2 separate regions of the Homo sapiens genome follow, and region 2 is linked to region 1. A link is an interaction called in ENCODE POLR2A ChIA-PET data of the cell type or tissue named here. Cell type or tissue: PC-9. All regions are shown on one strand.

What was found. Peaks named below come from ENCODE experiments on the same cell type or tissue, not always from the same donor. Only the 100,000 strongest peaks of a DNase experiment are listed, where the experiment ranks them.
Region 2: POLR2A ChIA-PET joins it to region 1 with 10 read pairs; 2 of 35 experiments call an interaction of 5 or more read pairs at or near these places.

The regions. Positions count from the first base shown.
Region 1 is chr11:110,785,699-110,789,698 of GRCh38, reverse strand. It overlaps the pseudogene HNRNPA1P60. Among named protein-coding and RNA genes, the nearest start is that of ARHGAP20, 75 kb to the right of the region's middle. In PC-9, no CTCF peak of the experiment used is centred here; a DNase peak (open chromatin) is centred at 1,858.
Region 2 is chr11:110,692,961-110,696,960 of GRCh38, reverse strand. All of the region lies in intron 1 of ARHGAP20 (Rho GTPase activating protein 20), which reads left to right. Among named protein-coding and RNA genes, the nearest start is that of ARHGAP20, 17 kb to the left of the region's middle. In PC-9, no CTCF peak of the experiment used is centred here; no DNase peak of the experiment used is centred here.

The DNA of each region.
Region 1 (4,000 bases):
AGGATTTGCCTGGCATCACACAGCTCCTTTCAATGGAAGAAAGGACAGTTGACTCATGTCTTGACTCACATCTTCTGAACCCAAGTGAAGCCCTTTTACACTCTATCAGACTGCCTTTGAAGTAGATTGATACTATTATTTTGTAGCCACTTGGCTATAAGAGAACAAAAAACTTGAACTTAAGGCATGCCGAATATCCATCGTTCGGATGAATGTTGAAGACTGTGATTCATAACAGAAAAGCTGCAGAGAGCCTTATTTATTAAAAACATCAACTGATGTATTAAATATCACAACACTTTAACTTATGAATGCAGGTTTGATATTTGCAAAAAAAAAAAAAAAAATTCCTGCAACAAGATGAAGAACCCAACAGCTGCTTTCTGAAGAGAGATAAAGAGCTGTATCATTTGAAGAGATCCTCAATCTGAGACATCCAGTGAAACATCGGTGATACTGGTTCTTAAAATGGCATCGGATTCATTAAAACATATACAAATGAGTTGGTGTATTAGCCTTTTAAGAATACTCAGAGCCTCAATAGTCTTTCCTCACACTCCTTATAATCTCCAGTTACTAAAGGCTTTTAAATTCATTTAAATAAACCCTATAGTGAATAACTATAAGAAGTAGAATGAGGAGATACATTTGTCAGCTTACTCCTTTCTGTCCGTGGATGCTGCTGAGGAAGCATTGATAAAGTCTCTCTTCTCCCTGCCATCATGTCTAAGTCAGAGTCTCCTAAAGAGCCCAAACAGCTAAGGAAGCTCTTCATTGGAGGGTTGAGGTTTGAAACATCAGATGAGAGCCTGAGGAGCCATTCTGAGCAATGGGGAACGCTCACTGAATGTGTGGTAATGAGAGATCCAAACACCAATCGCTCCAGGGGCTTTGGGTTTGTCCCCTATGTCACTGTGGAGGAGGTGGATGCAGCCATGAATGCAAGGCCACACAAGATGGGTGGAAGAGTTGTGGAACCAAAGACAGCTGTCTCAAGAGAAGATTCTCAAAGACCAGGTGCCTACTTAACAGTGAAAAAGATATTTGTTGGTGGCATTAAAGAAGACACTGAAGAACATCCCCTAAGAGATTATTATGAACAGTATGGAAAAACTGAAGTGATTGAAATCATGACTGACCAAGGCAGTGGCAAGAAAAGGGACTTTGCCTTTGTAACTTTTGACAACCATGACTCCACGGATAAGATTGTCATTCAGAAATACCATATTGTGAATGGCCACAACTGTGAAGTTAGGAAAGCCCTGTCAAAGCAAAAGATGGCTAGTGCTCCGTCCAGCCAAAGAAGTCGAAGTGGTTCTGGAAACTTTGGTGGTGGTCGTGGAGGTGGTTTCAGTGGGAATGACAACTTTGGTCATGGAGGAAACTTCAGTGGTTGTGGTGGCTTTGGTGGCAGCCATGGTGGCAGTGCAGACGGCTATAATGGATTTGGTAATGATGGAAAGAATTTTGGAGGTGGTAGCAGCTACAATGATTTTGGCAATTGCAACAATCAGTCTTCAAATTTTGGACCCATGAAGGGAGGAAACTTTGGAGGCAAAAGATCTTGCCTCTATGGTGGTGGAGGCCAATACTTTGCCAAACCACAAAACCAAGGTGGCTATGGGGGTTCCAGTAGCAGCAGTAGCTATGGCAGTGGCAGAAGATTTCAATTAGGAAACAAAACTTAGCAGGAGAGGAGAGCCAGATAAGTGACAGGGAAGCTATAGGTTATAACAAATTTGTGAACTCAGTCAAGCAGGGTGGTGGCAGGGCTTAGCTGCTACAAAGAAGACACGTTTTAGACAAACATTCATGTGTATGGGCAAAAAACCTCAAGGACTGTATTTGTGACTAATTGTATAACAGGTTATTTTAGTTTCTGTTATGTGAAAAGTGTAAGGCATTCCAACAAAGGGTTTTAATGTTTTTTTTTCTGCACCATGTTGTTGATTGCTAAATGTAATAGTCCGATCATGATGCTGAACAGAATAAATGTCTTAAAAAAAAAAAAAGTAGAATGAGGAAATGGGAAGAGTACTGGACTTTTTTCTGGAGCCAAAGGACCTAGGTTTAAATGTCAGATCTGCCATTTACTTGCTTTCTGAGGTTAAACAAGTTTCTCAACCTCTCTGATCCTTGGTTAACTGATATGTAAGGTGACAATGATAATTACTACCTTACAGAATTAAGAAATATAATATATGGGGAAGGTCTTAGTAAACTGTAATAAATAATACAAATATCCTTGTAGCTTTTATACAAAATCCTGTGACTCAATCATTCATTACATAATCATCCATTCAATGAGCATATTGATCACCTACTCAATAAATGAATGACACTGTTTTTGATACTGTGGAACATCCCAAGATACAAAAAATCTGGTTTTGGCCATTTGGGAACCAAAGGAGATATTTTTTCCTAATATATGTAAATATTTATAATAAGAACCCATATGTAATAACGTCCGTAGAATTAGTACAGAAAAAAAGATAAGACTACAGGGCTGGGAGAGATCAATCTGACTAGAGTGATAAGGAAAGGCATCTTAAAGAAAATGGCATTGGGCCAGTTTTTAAGGATGGGCAGGATTTCTAAAGGAAGAGGGTGGCTTTCAAAGTGGAAGAAAAAGCATGAACAAGGGCTTAGAAATGGAAGCACACCTTCCATCTCCTCTGGATCCTTATTTGTTTTTTTATGTGAGCACTTGGTTTTTGACAGTATCACTTTGTTTACCGGTGTCTCCCTTGCACGTCCAGTGTGTTAGGTCATTCTTGCCTGACTATAAAGGAATATCTGAAATTAGATAATTTATAAAGAAAAGAGATTGATTTGGCTCACAGTTCTGCAGGCAGTACAACCATGGTGCTGGCATCTGATCAGCTTCTGGAGAGGCCTAAGGGAGCTTTTATTCATGATAGAAGATGAAGTGGGAGTAGGCATGTCACATGGCCAGAGCAGGAGCAAGAGGGGGAGGAAGGTGACACACACTTTTAAACAATCCAATCTTGCATGAACCCACTCATCATCAAAGAGATGCAATTAAGCCATTCATGAGAGATCTGCCCCCATGATCCAAAAACCTCCCACCATGCCCCACCTCCAACACTGGGGATTATATTTCAACATGAGATTTGGTGGAGACACAGATCCAAACCATATCATTCTGCCCCTGGCCCCCCAAATCCCATGTTCTTCTCACATTGCAAAATATAATAATCTCCTGCCAATAGTTCCCCAAGAGCCACAATTTGTTTCAGCTTCATTAAAAAGTCCAGAGTCCAAAGTCTGAAACAAGGCAAGTACCTTACACCTATGAGCCTATAAAATTAAAAAATATATATTTACCTCCAAGACACAGTGTGGGTACAGACATGGGGTATACAGTCCCATTCCAAAAGAGAGAAATTGGCCAAAACAAAGGGGCTACAGGCTCCACGCAAGTCTGAAACCCATTAAATCTTTAAGCTCCATTAAATCTTCAAGTCATTAAATCTTTAAGCTCCAAAATAATCTCCTTTGACTTCATGTCCCACATGCAAGACATAATATAGCAAGGATGGGTTCCCAAGGCCTTGGCCAGCTCCACTCCTGTGGCTTTCCAGGGTTCAGCCCCAAGGCTGCACTTCCTAGTTGGAGTTGAGTGCCTACAGCTTTTCTAGGCTCAAGATGTAAAGCTGCCAGTAGATCTACTATCCTGGGGTTGGGAGGTCAGTGGTCCCCTTCTCACAGCTCCAGTAGGCAGTGCCCCAGTGGGGTCTCCATGGGGCCTCCAACCCCACATTTCCCCCTCAATACTACTGCCCTAGTAGAGGTTCTCTGTGAGGGATTGCCCCTGCCACAGTCTTCTGCCTAGCACCCAGGCTTTCTCATACATCCTCTGAAGTCTATAGAGAGACTGCCAAGCCTCCTTCACTGTTGTACTCTGCATGCCCACAGGCTTAACACCACATGGAACTCTCCAAGGCTTATGGCTTGCACCCTCTGAAGCAGCAGCCTG
Region 2 (4,000 bases), 93 kb after region 1:
TAAATAAAATGTGGTATAAATACACCATGGAATACTATGCAGCCATAAAAAAGAATGAAATAATTTTCTTTGCAGCAACATGGGTGGAGCCTAGAGGCCATTATCCTAAATGAACTAACTCAGAACAGAAAATTAAATACCACATATTCTCACTAATAAGTGGGATCTAACAATGGATACAAATGGACATAAAGATGGAAATAATAAACACTGGAGACTCCAAAAGGGAGGTGGGTGGTAAGGTGGCAAGAGTTGAAAAACTACCTATCAGATACAATGTTCACTATTTGGGTAATGAATATGCTAGAAGCCCAATCCTCACCAGTACACAATATACCGATGTAGCAAACATGCACATGCACATGCACATGCACATGAATCTAGAATTTTTTAAAAATGTTAATTAAAACAGTAAGCAGGTGGGCAAATTCCTCAGATCTCTGAAGAACTCAAATGGACAGCCACTGAAACTTTTTGTACCAAAAAAAATGGGATAAAAAAATTTTCCTTTTTCACATATTTCAGATGATTGTGATAAGAAGAAAATTATAACTTATGGCTAAGGACCAGTTTGCTGGGCTGGAGCCCAGTGGTTTAGTAATTTGGTAGTTAGGTTTCTTTGGTATTAACCAAATCAATTTGCATACCATACAATTCACCCACCTAAAGTTATGTTCAGCGGCTTTTAGTGTAGTCATAGAATTGTACATTCATCACCACAGTCAATTTTAGAATATTTTCATTACCTCAGAAAGAAACACTGAACCCCCTTAGCTATCATCTCCCAATTCTGCTGTCTCCCCAAACTCTAGGCAAGCACAAACCTTTAAGTCTCTATAGATTTGCTTGTTCTGGGCACTTTATATAAATGAAATCATATAATATATGGTTTTTGTAATGGTTTCTTTCAATTAGTTTAATGTTTTCAAGGTTCACTCATGTTGTAGCATGTATCAATACTTCATTTCTTTTTGTTGCCAAGCAATATTTTGTTGTATAGATATACCACATTTTGTTTACCCATTCATCAGTTGATTGGCATTGGTGATGTTGCCACGTTTTTACTGTTATGAATAATGCTGTTATAAGCAGTCATATGCAAGTCTTTTTGAGGACATATGTTTTTATTTCTCTTGGATATGTACCTAGGAGTAGAATTGCAGGATCGTATGGTAACTCTATGTTTAATCATTTGAAGAACTGCCAAACTGTTTTCCATCTTACCAGTTTTCATTCCCACCAGCAGTGTGTAAGAGTCCAGTCTCCAATCCTCACCAACACTTGTAATTATCTTTTTTTATTATAGTCGTCCTAATGTGTGTGATGTGGTATCTTGTGGTAATTTTGATTTGCATTTCCCTGATGGCTAATTATGTTGAGCATTTTCTCATATCCTTATTGGCAATTCGTATATCTTCTTTGGAAGACTGTATTCATATCCTTTGCCCACTTTTAATTTGGCAATTTGCCTTTATTATTGAGTTTTAATATTTCTTTATAATAGATACAAGTCACTTGTCAGATATATGATTTGCAATAAAAGCTTTCCCATTCTGTGTGTTGTCTTTTCACTTTCTTAATGGTGTCTTTTGAAGCATGGAAATGTTAAATCTTGACAGTGTCTAGATTTTTTCTTCTGTTGCTTGTACTTTTGGTGTCATATCTATTAATAAGAAGCCACTGCCTCATCCAAGATGACAAAATTATGCCTGTGTTTCCTTCTAAGATTTTTATAATTTTTAGCTGGTACTTTTAGGTCTTTAAGTTAATTTTTATATATGGTCTGAGGTAAGGGTCCAACTTTATTCTTTTGTATGTGGATATCCCATTATCTCAGCACCATTTATTTGTTGACAAATGATTAACTTTATTGTCAGGCAGATGTTTACTATGTAGCTCAAAGTGATAAGTGTCAACACTATGTTCAAAAGGTGTAGTTTGCAGTGCACAGGTATACTCTTGCTGTCTATGTCTAGTTCCATAGCAAATGCTTACATTTTTCTTAATGATACCATTCCAGCAGAGCCCCTTAAAGGTTTGTTTGTTTTCATATGTGTGCATTTGGGGATGGTGGTATTTATGTGGTGAATTAGTGGGTTTTTTAATTCACATAAAACCCTCATTTATAGAGTGTATAGTTTGTGCCAGGCATTATACCGGGATTTGGGAATGCAAAAATATGCTTGCTACAGAGGAGAGTTCAGTAAAAAATTGTTGAAGGAAGGGAGAAAATTTGGGAAGAAGATATAGCCCCTGCTCTCTAGAAGGGGTCAGAAACATAAGTATAATGTGAAATGCTACTACTGAGGCATCATATATGAAGGAACACACAGAGTTGAATATGTAATTAATCCATGTATTTAAAATGACTTGAAGGTAGAAAGCACCTTGCAGATTAGTTGGTAGTGTTGCTGCAGTTTTGTGTTATTATTTAAATGTAAAAGATAAAAAACAAATTACTGGCATTTGGTTCTCATATTCAGTTATGACCTTTATTCATTTATGGTTAGGCTTAATAGGTTTTTTGACCTACAATACTGAATATAACTGCAGAGGAGACAGCAGAGGGTCAAAGATCCATTGGAAGTAATGGCAAAAACAGCAATTACTTGTACACCAACCTAATAATTTCTCTCTAGTATTCATGTTATACTTTCCTAATAAAAGGCCATTTGTAAATAGACAACAGTTTTTGACATTTAATCACTCTTTATTCCATGTTAGAACTTCTTCCATTCTCCTCCTCATTTTTTCCCATTTGGGGGACAGAGAGATAGATAGGTACTACTTCATATTTGTTTGTTTCTTAGCTCACATAAAATTCTTATTTAGTTTTTGGGGCTACTTAACACTAGGTAAGTGATACGATATCAAACTCATTCCCAAAAGATTAATGCAATTAATTAATTGAGTATTTTTGCCTAAATGTATAGTTTATCGTTTCTTTAAAACATTACCTTTTAAAAATATTCTATTTCAGAGTGGTATCCACTATTTATGAAGTCATCTAGTTATAAACATCAAGTACAACAGAAAATATATACTATATACTGTTTGAAGTTTACCTTGTTTTCTGTGAAGCAAATAATTATAGTTATCCCTGTCACAGAACAACTGTGAAATTTGTTTGTGCTAAGATAAGCATAACGTAAGCCTGTCCTGATAAGTTTGTACTATTATACACCTGTAAAAGAATCAATAGTTTCATTCTATTTTGATGTATTTCACATAGTTGTAAACAAGAAAATCTAAGTTTTCATTGCCTGAGAACAGATTCTTTAAGAGATCAGTGAATTTGTTTTGAAGTTATTAGTGGCCCTTTGTTTGGTTACACTTTTAAGCAAAAGAAAGAGATAAGTGTATTTTGAATGAATTAATATCTAAATCTATTAAGCCCCTGGTTATATTGGCTGCTTGTAAGACCTTTTGTTACTTATTTAGAATGAATCCTGTGAATCCTAAATGTATGGTTCATGTAATGTTTATTTTCTTGCATATCCACGGTGAATCTTTGGTGGACACTTAATGTGGGACTATCAGAAATAAAGGGACCTAAGTGACTATGTAGTCCAAACTGTCTCATTTTGTGAGTAAGGAAATGGAGGCCCAGAGAAGTGGCTGAATTGCCTTGGGTTGCACATCTCATTAATGATAGAGTAAGTCTGAGTACGAACAATGGAACCTGAAATAAAAACAAACTACCTGCTGGTAGTTTGATTGCATTCTCTTCAATATAAATCAAGCTGGATGAAGTGGCTACACTCAGCATTTGACCCATTATACATCTGACAATTTTAAAACTCAGAAAATACATTCTATTCACTATTATACAAATGATCTTCTACAGTAGATTTCCATGAAAAACACCCATTTCAAAAGCACCTTTTCAGAACAAAATTTGTCACCCTTCTTTGATTATCCATTCTCATGTTTAACAGCTATCATTCTTGGGAGGATTTTCTTACATCAGAAAGTTTCTTAACTTGCGGTTCATAAATCC